Linked DNA regions of Homo sapiens: region 1 is linked to region 2. The links are chromatin contacts, found by Hi-C or POLR2A ChIA-PET in ENCODE. All regions are on one chromosome and are shown on one strand. The core of a region is the stretch at or near the end of the contact, and the rest is flanking DNA. Distances in the headings are between cores, read along the strand shown.

Region 1 (5,177 bases), core at 1,452-3,951, 56 kb after region 2:
GTCTGCCCAGAGGGAGATCCCTCAGCTGTGCCCCACTCCCCAGCCTTGGGAAGCTGACTACCCCTTTAAAGAGAGGACGGATGGAACCTGGATTGGAAGAAAGAGAACAGTCAAAGTGTCATTCTTATCTTGCCCACAATGCGTTAAACCTAATCATCCCACAGTGCCAAGGCCAGTCGCCTTATTTACACCTCTGCTCCCCAGACTTCACCTTTCCTTGTCCATGCTCAGGAAAGTCAATTCCAGCACAGGGAGGCAGGGGTCAGTTGTGGGGGGTTTCTCCCCTACCCTTGGGCTCTCTTCCTTGGATTCAATATTTTAAAAAATATGCAGGAACAAGGAAGGCGCTAAGCAAATTCTCACCCTTTAGTTTTTTGTTTTTTGTTTTTCTTCCTTTTTCTAAATAAACCAAATGCTTGGTGGAGAAGTTGAGCAGGGGAGATGGGCAGTAGAGGTTGCCAAGACAGGGCAGGGGGTCTGGATGAGGCTGTCCGATGCCTGCCAGCCACAGTGATGGTGCATGGAGGGAAGGAGGAGCAGAGAGAGAAGATAGGCGTGGCCTCCGGGATGCCCATTCTTTTTGCAGAGAGCAGCGGCAGTGGGTCCAGGGGTCCTGGAGGGGCTGGAAGGGGGCAGCTGGCTGGACATCCAGAAGCTTTTTCTTCCCTCGGCCACGCCTGCCTGGCGGCCTCCAGTCCTTAGCCTCCGCTCCCTCTCTCTCTCCAGATGCCCGCCCCACTCCGTGTCCATAGCAGTGACACAGCCACTTCCCCAGCTCCGTGTAATTCCCAAGGGAGCAGTGAACCCCACCATCTCAAAGCTGAAGAGCTGCTGGCCACACACATCCTCTCACGGTTTTCTCCCTCCTTCTGAACGCCGGCTTTGCTGGCCCTGGAATCTCTGGAAAAATAAACTCAGGAGGTGAAAAGTTGACTTGGTTTCTTGGTGTTTTTGTTTTCTGGCAGGCAGTGAGAGGAGGGGTGAAGGAGGAGTTTGGTGCCATTTCTCTTTCTGCTTTTTCCTCTTCTGATGTCAAACAAATGATGAAAATCCTGCTATGGGAGCCCGGGAGCCTGGGGCCAGGCTGCTGGGGGGACGGTAGAGGGTGCTCTGCTGACTTGGGGGGTTAGGGGGGTTCTGGGGCGTTGGAGTCCGACTGGCCTTGGGCCGAAAGAGGCTGCCCTGCTGGGTGCTGGTGCTGTTGGTGACGGTGGTGTGGTCTGGCTCACCCGAGTCGCTCTCCGTGTAGCTGTAGGCCTGTGCCCTCGAGATGCCCTTCTGCTGTCGCCGCCACGAGTTGTAGTATGTGGGGTCACTGATGTAGTGGTTGACAAAGGAGTGGGCCTTCTGGTGGTTTGAGTCGACCTCGTACTCGCTGTCACTTCCCTGGGAGGACAGAGAATCAGGGTGTGTCAGTGGCCCCGTAGGGACAGGCCATTGTGGTTGGGGCCGGAAGGCACAGGGCATTCTGGTTCAAAACTCTGCTCTGCCTCTTTCAAGACTTGGACTGTGGGCCTCCCAGCCCCCTCACTGCCAAGGGGGTCTGGTGCCCGTTTGTGCCCGCCTGCTGCTTCCTTCACAGCAGATCCGGAACCGGAAGGATCTACTATGGGGTTGGCCCAGAGCTGGGAGATACCTGATAGAATCAGAAGACCTGAGTTTTTTTTTGTTTTTGTTTTTGTTTTTTTTTTTTGAGACAGAATCTCGCTGTTGCCAGGCTGGAGTACATTGGCATGATCTTGGCTCACTCCAACCTCTGACTCCCTGGTTCAAGCAATTCTCCTGCCTCAGCCTCCTGAGTAGCTGGGATGACAGACATGTGCCACCACGCCTGGCTAATTTTTTTGGTATGTTTAGGGGTTTCACCATGTTAGCTAGGCTGGTCTTGAACTCCTGACCTCAAGTGATCCACCCGCTTCACCCTCCCAAAGTACTGGGATTACAGGTGTCAGCCACTATCCCTGGCAAATTTTATTTTCTTTCCTTTTTATTCTTTTTTTTGGGGGGCGGGGAGTGGAAGGGGCACAGGGAATCACTGTGTTGCCCAGGCTGGAGCACAGTGGTGTGATCCTCTCTGTAGCCTCAACCTCCTAAGCTCAAGCTATCCTCCCATGTCAGCCTTCTGAGTAGCCAGGACTATGGGTGCATGCCACCACGCCCCACTAACTTAAAAAAATTTTTCTCTTGTGATGAGCTCTCCTTATGTTGCCCAGGCTGGTCTAGAACTCCTGGACTTAAGTGATCCTCCTGCCTTGGTCTCCTAAAGTGCTGGGATTACAGGCGTGAGCTACTTTACCTTACCTTTGTTTTCTTTTCTTTCTTTCTTTTTTTTTTGATACGCAGTTTCACTCTTGTTGCCCAGGCTGGATGCAATGGTGCAATCTGGGCTCACTGCAACCTCCACCTACCCGGTTCAAGTGATTCTCCTGCCTCAGCTTCTGGAGTAGTTGAAATTACAGGCACCTGCCACCATGCCTGGCTAATTTTTTGTATTTTTAGTAGAGATGGGGTTTCACCATGTTGGCCAGGTTGGTCTTGAACTCCTGACCTCAGGTGATCCACCCGCCTTGGCCTCTCAAAGTGCTGGGATTCAGGCGTGGGCCACCGTGCCCAGTCTACCTTTGTTTTCAATTGAAGTGAGGTTCACATAACCGAAAGTGAACCATTCTAAAGTCTATGACTCAGTGCATTAGGACCGTCGCAGTGTTGTGCAACCACCACTTCTATCCAGCCCTGAATCATTTCCATCACCCCAAAGTAAAACCTTGTACCCAGGAAGCAGTCACTCCCTATCTCTGCCCCTACCGGTCACTCCCTATATCCATGCCCCTGGCAACCACTAATCTGTTTTCTGTCTCCAGGGATTAACTTATTTGGGACTTTCCTATAAATGGGATCATATAATATGTGGTCTTTTGTGTCTGGCTTCTCTGACACAGTGTCATGTTTTTGAGGTTCAACCACAACCTACTAAGTTACCATCTTGGTCCAGCTTCTGCTTTACTTTGTGACTGGGGACAAAGCCAGAGCCTAATTAAGACCTTTAGAGGCTCTGGACAGTGAAAAATGCCTGTGCCTGTCCACGTGTGATCCAACATAAAAACAACACTTGGTTACAAACTAAGCATGAGAAAAATCTAAACCAAAGTTCAGAATTTTCATGTAATGAAAACCTTAAAGTTTTTTTTTTTTTTTTTTTTTTTTTTGAGATGGAGTTTTGCTCTTGTCGTCCAGGCTTGAGTGCAGTGGCACGATCTTGGCTCACCTCAACCTCTGCCTCCCGGGTTCAAGTGATTCTCCTGCCTCAGCCTCCTGAGTAGCTGGGATTACAGGCATGTGCCACCACATCTGGCTAATTTTTGTATTTTTAGTAGAGATGGGGTTTCGCCATGTTGGTCAAGCTGGCCTCGAACTCCCAACCTCAGGTGATCTGCCCACCTCGGCGTCCCAAAGTGCTGGGATTACAGGCGTGAGCCACCGCGGCTGGTCTGTTTTTTTTTTTTTTTTTTAAGAGACAGGGGTCTCTCTTTGTTGCCTAGGCTGGTCTCAAACTCCTGGGCCTAAACTATGCTCCTGCCTCGGCCTCCCAGTGTTGGGATTACAGGCATAATTACACCACACCCAGCCTGAAGTTCTTTTTTACTTTTAAAGATAAAAATATTAAATTATTCCTGACTTTTTTTTTTTTTTTTTTGACACTTTGATGTCCTAGGCACAGGCTTCATCTATCTATTGGGGACATCAGCCCCAAACAAGAATCAATCTCGGTTGGAAAGTAAAATCTGAATTGTGGAGCTAAAAACATGGTGCACCCCTTCCCCTACCCTGAGCTCCCAGCAATGTTTTGAGAGCTAATAAGACAACAGATGGGCCCCCCCTCAGAACTCTCTGGAAGAGAAGTGCTCCGATTTTAGCGCACAGCACACGATCAGTGCACTGCAGCTCAGAGGACCCCACCCAGGCCTCCTCAGTCCTGCCCAGCTAATGCCCCTGCCTGGGGGCAGTTAGCGAATCACAGCAATCCAAGTAGAACATAAAAGCCAGTTAGCCCAATCCAGACAAGTTTGGGATGGGGAGCTGTGTCCTGCTTTACAGGTAAAGAAAATGGAGTGGGGACCTTTGTCCAGAGGGTCTGGGCTTTGGGAAATGAGATGCACGGCTTGTTCTCAGGAACTCGGAGTCCTTCATAACATGGGGATACATCTCGAGGGATGTAGCTACAATGAATAGAACTATAATGATCCCCGCTAATGGAGCAGGCCCTCTGCCAGACAGTCTGAAACGCTGACATGCATAACTGTATTTAGTTTTCACACCTCTGTGCGGCAGCTCCTATTGCTACCTGAGCACCGACGCTGCCTGGGTACTGACGGGCACATAAAGTACAGGAAGGGTGAGGGTTTTGCTGGGGAAGTGATCCGGCCGGGCTTGAACTCCAATCTGCCTGATTTTCTAAAGCCCACACACCTCTTAACTCCTACACTCCTGCACTCCTGCCTGGAGACCACAGGATGGGAACGAGAGCTCCCCCCAAACCCCCCACCCCGACTCCCAGCAGGAATTAAATACTCCCTAGTCCATCTGCTAATTTATGTTCTCTGGCCCCTCCCCTCCCTCTCCTCACCCCTCTACAACCCCAGCCACTCTCCTTACCACCCCTGCAGCAGACACTCCCCCGCCAGGACCTCAATCCTCTTGGCAGGCACAGCCGGCTGCCCAAGACAATGGAAAGTCCCTGGGCTCGGTCTGCCCCATGACGCAATGCAGCACAATACAAGCCCCTTTCTGTGCCTACTGCCCAGCTGCCCGCCCAGGAGAACAAAGAGGGGGCACAGGCAGGCCAGGGAGACTCCATATGCCGAGCGGGGGCACCTGATGCTGGGCCGAGTGAGGCTGGCCTGGAGCAGCGGGGATCTGTGAGGCAGGAGGCTGGGGGTCCATCCCGCCCAGGAACAGTGAGGGTCTGTGAATGCGGGGGACCAGACAGGGATGTCCCCCAGTTTTCCCTACAGGTTCGGTCTTTCCACCCACTAACTGACTTGAACAGTTGTTAGCATCAGCTCCAGGGGTTCTAGAATTTTGGCTAGCCCCAGGCCCCAGCTTTGCAGAGGAAGGAACCCCTGGGTGACTGTGGGACCATCCCACAGTGAAACGAGTCTCTGGGGGGAGGAGCTTGT
Region 2 (5,862 bases), core at 1,772-4,271:
GCAGTGGCTCGCACCTGTAATCCCAGCATTTTGGGAGGCCGAGGTGGGCGGATCACCTGGTCAGGAGTTTGAGATCAGCCTGGCCAACATGATGAAACCCCGTCTCTACTAAAAATACAAACAAAAATTAGCCGGGTGTGGTGGCGTGCACCTGTAATCCCAGCTACCCAGGAGGCTGAGGCAGGAGAATTGCTTGAACCCGGGAGGTGGAGGCTGCAGTGAGCCAAGATTGCACCACTGCACTCCAGCCTGGGCAACAGAGCGAGACTCCGTTCTCGGAAAAGAAAAAAAAAAATCAATTAAAAAAAATAGCATGACCTCATTGCAAACAAAGCTTCTGGTAAAAAGTTGAAAACAACTGAGCTACTGCCTAATTTTAAAGATGGAGAAACTGAAGCCAATTGGAGCGAGAAAATAACTGGCCCAAGGCTACCCAGCAAATCTTTTTTAAAAAATTTATTTATTGGCTGGCTGCGGTGGCTCATGGCTGTAATCCCAGCCCTTTGGGAGGCCGAGGTGTGTGGATCATGAGGTCAGGCGTTCGAGACCAGCCTGGCCAAGATAGTGAAACCCCGTCTCTACTAAAATTACAAAAAATTAGCTGGGCCTGGTGGTGGGCGCCTATAATCCCAGCTACTCGGGAGGCTGAGGCAGGAGAATTGCTTGAACCTGGGAGGCGGAGGTTACAGTGAGCTGAGATCGTGACACTGCACTCCAGCCCAGGCGACAGTGCGAGATTCCATCTCAAAAAAAAAAAATTATTTTTTGGTAGACATGTTGTCTCGCTGTTACCCAAGTTGATCTCAAACTCTTGGTCTCAAGGGATCCTCCTGCCTCAGCCTCCCAAAGTGCTAGGATTACAGGTGTGAGCCACGGCGCCTGGCTCCCAGCAAATCTTAACAGAGCTCTGTGGCCTGGCTGGTTCTGCGTGTTCATCTCATCCTTGTCTCCTGGGTCCACTGAACCCCCAGCCAGAAGGTATGCTCCTTAAAGCTGTGAATCAAGCCAGGTCCCCGGGTCTTCTTGAATGCTCAGAGCTTTTCCATCAATGGTCAAGAAACAGATTCTGGGGCTCGGGGCGGCTGGTTTCTCTGGGCCCCTAGGGAGTCCCTGGTTAGTCGGTGTAGGTACAGTCATTTCTCTCTCTTGGGAGGTTGCACTGTGTCTGGGAGGCACAGCCCCTTCTCATCTGCCTGGTCCTCGCCTGAACAGTACCTTCCTCTCCCCAGTCATCCCTGAGCTAGACTGTAGCCCCTAGGGACCCGTCTCCCAATGGGCCCCAGCTCTCCTCCCTCTCTCTTCTTCCCTTGGGGCAGCCAGAAGTCCCCGCTCATAACTCCCACACGAATGAGCCTGTCTAGGGACAGAGGGAGGGACCTGAGTGACATTTTAATTATGCCTCTAATTGCTTTCCAGGGAGATGAGTGGGGAACTCACATTTCTCTGTGGGTGCTCAGGGGAGAGTGCAGGGTTTCCACCAGGAACTCAGCCACATTGAGATCCCCAAGATTTCCCCAGATTTCCTGAGAGCAAGCGGGGGCTTCAACAAGCAGTGAGCCAGCCCTACGCAGACCAGGGCTCCCTTCTGAAGCTGTCCAGAAAGAGGGGAACATGATTCAAGGGAAGGAGGTGGTAGGGCAGGGGCAGGGCAGTGGGTTCAGGGGCCACTAGACCCTCACCCCCTGACTTTATATCCCGAGGTTTTGATGTGCCCAGGAGTGGTGGGGTGAGAAGGGCAGGAGTTTTGAATGAATTCTGGGCATTAGAGAAGGCGGCCTCGAGGCTTATCTGATCATCTTTCTCCATCTGGAAAATGGGGATGTGGAGCTTCTATCTCCCTGAGAAGTGAGGTTGAACTGAGGACCTGCCACTTGTAAGCTGATTTTCCAGGCTTAACGGTAAAAGGGGAAAGAGGAGGTGGTAGCCCCGCTCCCAGCATCATGCAGAAACTGCCTTCAGGGCCAGCCACTTTCTGGTGGTGACAGTTCCGTGCACCAGGACACCAGGGGGCTGGGGAGAACACAGTCACTCTCATCCTAATCACAACTGTATAAAAAGCCCATGTCGACCGGCACGGTGGCTCACACCTGTAATCCCAGCATTTTGGGAAGCCAAGGTGGGCGGATCACTTGAGGTCAGGAGTTGGAGACCAACCTGGCCAACATGGTGAAACCCAGTATCTACTAAAAATACAAAAATTAGCTGGGTGTAGTGGCGCACGCCTGTAATCCTAGCTAGTTGGGAGGCTGAGGCAGGAGAATCGCTTGCACCTAGGAAGCGGAGGTTGCAGTGAGCTGAGATCACACCCCTGCACTCCAACCTGGGCGACAGAGTGAGACTCCATCTCAAAAAAAACAAAACAACAACAACAAAAAAAAAAAACAAAAAAAAACAAAAAACCAACCCCCTCCCCCACAAAAAGCCCATGTCACTGTTTCTGTGCCTCAACCCTCTAAGAGTGGCAGGATACCCATTTTACAGAGCAGGAGAGGGAGGCACAGAACAGCTAAGCGACCAAGTGCCAAGGGCTTCCAAGAGATGGCAGTTAGGGACACCTGAGTCCCCAGACTCTGAAGGGGCCTGCCCAGGCAGACAGCATCGCAGGAAGGGCGGGTCCTCACGGACAGAGAGACAGAAGCCACCTCAGGCCCCCCTGGACAGCTCTAGGACCTGGGTCCAGACCCCACCCCCATCCTGAAATAGCCCTCCCAAAAAGCAGAGACAGACACCAGGCGTGCTTTAGGGCTTTTTTTTTAATGTTTCCTCACTGTTTTGACAATATCATGAAAAAAATCAGTTTAGAATCTGGAATTGGCCTGGACGGGATTCGAGGGCAGCTGGCGGGGGCTGCATAGCCCCTGAGGTTCCTCCCCCACCATGGGACCTAAGCTATTGGAAACAGGAGCACCAACAGGGCACCGAACCTGGAACTAAGTTAGTGTCTAGAGTCAGGCAAGAGAGGAGAGTCAGGCAAGAGAGGAGGGGCCGGGCCACAGTCGCCATGGGGACGCCCCTGGCTGTGGTTGGTTCTGTGTCTCCCCCTCCCCTCACTGGCTACATGGAGACAGGGAGGTGGGTCAGGCTGTTCCCAGGACAGAAAAATAACCGGCAGTCAACCTCAGGGCTCATACCCGAGCTTCTGCTCAATCCCCTCGGGGACAGTTACAGGACTCAGAGAGAAACGTGAATTTCAGAAAAACAAATCATTTTTCACATAAGTGTTCCAAATATTGCGTGGGGCATATTAATGCTAGAAAATTATCTTTTGTTTACCTGAAATTTGCGTTTAACTCAGCACTCTGTTTTGGTTTTGCTAAATCTGGCCAACCCTGGCCTCAAAAGTCGGTGGGGGGAGGCCTGAGAAAAGAAAGGGAAGTAGTCAGTACTGAGGGTATTGAGGGGAGGGAGGGAATAACTCAGCCAAAAAGAAAAAAAAGGCTTTCCCCCCATAGGAATGATATATTATTTAAAAAAAAAATCGTTCTCCAAAAATATTCTGCACTGGCCTTCCTCAGTTGTTAATAGCTATGGGAGGTGCGTAGGGAAAACACACACACCAGACACCCACCCCATGTCATTCTAAATAAAGTTGGGAAGCACTAAAGTTGAGCTGGTGTCTTTGCCACGGATGTCCCCAGACTCCAGTCCGCTAATCGCCACCAGACTCCAGTCCGCTAATCGCCACTGTGAATTTTGAAGAGGAGGCTTAGTATAAAGGTTTTCTAAAAGGATTGATTCTCATTCTGAGGCAGACCTATTAACACCATCCTGATATTGCTCTATAAGGATTTAAACACAATAATAAAGAACAAACAAGCCCCTAGGGACTGAGCGAGTGCCCTAGCCCTGTTCCTAGTGTCATCCTGGAAGGGTCCCTTCTTGCAATTCACGAAGCCTGGGGGGCTTTCCTTCCATTCTCCATCCTGTTCTCTTCCCCTGGAAAGGGCTGCGTTTAGTGCACATGCTCGCAGCTGGCCCCCCGTCCAGCTCAGCTCCAAGGGGCTCCAGATTTCCAGGGCAGGAGCTGGGGTGGGGCAGGGAGGGGCTGAGAGGCAAGACCGTCTCCCTCCTGCTGCAGCTGCTTCCCCAGCAGCCACTGCTGGGCACAGCAGAAACGCCAGCAGAGAAAATGGGAGCCGAGAGTCCTTAGCCCTGGAGCTGAGGCTGCCTCTGGGCTGACCCGCTGGCTGTACGTGGCCAGAACTGGGGTTGGCATCTGGCATCCATTTGAGGCCAGGGTGGAGGAAAGGGAGGCCAACAGAGGAAAACCTATTCCTGCTGTGACAACACAGCCCTTGTCCCACGCAGCCTAAGTGCAGGGAGCATGATGAAGTCAGGCAGCCAGTCGGCACCCATGCCAGCCCCCTACGTCCTCCGAAGACCCGAGGGCCAGGCCAGTGTCCCTCATCTACAAGGTCCAGGGTCCATGGTCTGAATCAAGGGTCCTGGCTGCCCCTGCGCCGTAGGGTCAAAGGTCATAGTGGGGTGGGGGCAGGGAGAAGATGCAGCCAAGAGCTCCCGGTGGCCACCCACTGTCCGCCTCACACACGGATTTCATCCTCCTCCTCCTCATCCATGAAGGAGAACTCCTTGTCTGGCTGTCTTGAGACAGCAGCCCGGGCCCTGTCCGGCCCCCGGAAGGCAGGGCTGCGCTCCTCCAGGATGCCTGAGGTGCAGCTGGAGAGGGAGCTGCTGTCCCGTGTGGTGTGGCTGCCCATGCTGCGGGCTGAGCCGGGGCTGGGGGCCGCTGCTGCCCACCCCTCATCCTCCAGAGCATGGGAGGGGAGGGAGGGCAAGTCTGGGCCAGCCTTGCCTTCCTGCCTTGCCAGGGGAGGGGCCGCCACGGCGTACGGGGGAGCCTGGGTGATGGTGCCAGCGGCGCCCTCATCGCCATGGTAACCACCCTCCCCCTCCTCGGGGTCCCACTCCTCCTTGTCCATGATGCTGAGGACGTCACCCAGCATGGAGGGCCCCAGGTCGATGTGGAAGGACATGATGGACTCCGCATGCTTCAGCCCGTACGTGGCCTTGGGCACGACAGGCAGATCTGTCAGATCCCCAAAGGCCTGCTCATCGAGGAGGGGGTCAGGGGAATGTGGACCCGCGGCCCCATTCCGACGGGGCACTGCCTCCTCCGTGCCCGCCTCCTCATCGCCGCCCTCCCCGTCATTGGCCTTCTTCACGGGGCTGGATGACAGGCTCTTGGGCAGCTTACTGGTGCCCTTCTCCGCGGCCTCCTTCTCATTGAGCTGGGGCAGGGACATGGCATTCTTGACAAACAGGGCCGAGTCCCGCAGGGAGCCCAGCATGTCACGCTGCTCCCGCTCCCCCCTGGTCACCGACTGTGACCGCTTGCTGCCCCGGAACTTCCTGGACAGGAGACTGCGTTTGGAAGATGAAGAAGAGGGCTGTTCGTCCAAGGACTCGCCGTCGGGCTCGCCAGCCTTGCTATTGAGGAAGGAGGTGTCCCCAAAGGCGTCTCCGGCCCGGCCAACGTGCATGGTGTGGCGGAAGTCGCCCAGCGGGGCGCTGATCATCTCGGCCGTGAGGTCCGCTCGGGAACGGCGCTTGGAGTGCACCGAGCTGGACACCAGTTGCTTGAGGATTGGCATCTTGCTGGATGGGCGGGGAGGTGGGCCCTCCCGAGGTAGCCGGCAGGTCTGGGGTCAGATCTGAAGTCCAAGTCCAGTGGGCAGAGGGGGACGCAATGAGGAGATCATAAGGCTGCAAGCAGAGAATGAGAGGCAAAGGATTAACGCGGGCTGGCCACACGGCACAAAAGCCTCTTTGCCAGGGGACTGTCATTTAAACCCCAGCGCTCCTACCAAAGTTAAATGCTGTGAAATAAGCCAGCAATCCATG

What was found. A loop is a pair of places that touch in the nucleus more often than their neighbours do. ChIA-PET counts read pairs that join two places held with the same protein, here RNA polymerase II (POLR2A). Pooled maps may share reads with other maps.
Region 1: a pooled map shows a loop between it and region 2 (2.9-fold over the local background). The contact joins two enhancer-like sites. A Hi-C loop is called at or near these places in 7 of 168 maps with a recorded cell type or tissue (Calu3, HCT116, MCF 10A and 4 more) and 14 of 50 pooled maps. POLR2A ChIA-PET finds 5 or more read pairs at or near these places in 10 of 52 experiments (AG04450, GM12878, H1 and 6 more).

The regions. Positions count from the first base shown.
Region 1 is chr17:73,337,555-73,342,731 of GRCh38, forward strand. SDK2 (sidekick cell adhesion molecule 2) reads right to left here. Exons shown (of 45, transcript NM_001144952.2): 45 at 1-1,386. The coding sequence ends at 1,033. Among named protein-coding and RNA genes, the nearest start is that of CDC42EP4, 28 kb to the left of the region's middle. RefSeq lists an enhancer at 1-77. Within about 2 kb of position 2,702, at least 14 of the 41 ENCODE cell types and tissues checked have a DNase peak (open chromatin) inside an H3K27ac peak, as active enhancers do.
Region 2 is chr17:73,280,889-73,286,750 of GRCh38, forward strand. CDC42EP4 (CDC42 effector protein 4) reads right to left here. Exons shown (of 2, transcript NM_012121.5): 2 at 2,736-5,724. The coding sequence starts at 5,612. The coding sequence ends at 4,542. Among named protein-coding and RNA genes, the nearest start is that of CPSF4L, 22 kb to the left of the region's middle. RefSeq lists enhancers at 877-1,006, 3,859-4,415, 4,971-5,526, 5,527-5,862. Within about 2 kb of position 3,022, at least 10 of the 41 ENCODE cell types and tissues checked have a DNase peak (open chromatin) inside an H3K27ac peak, as active enhancers do.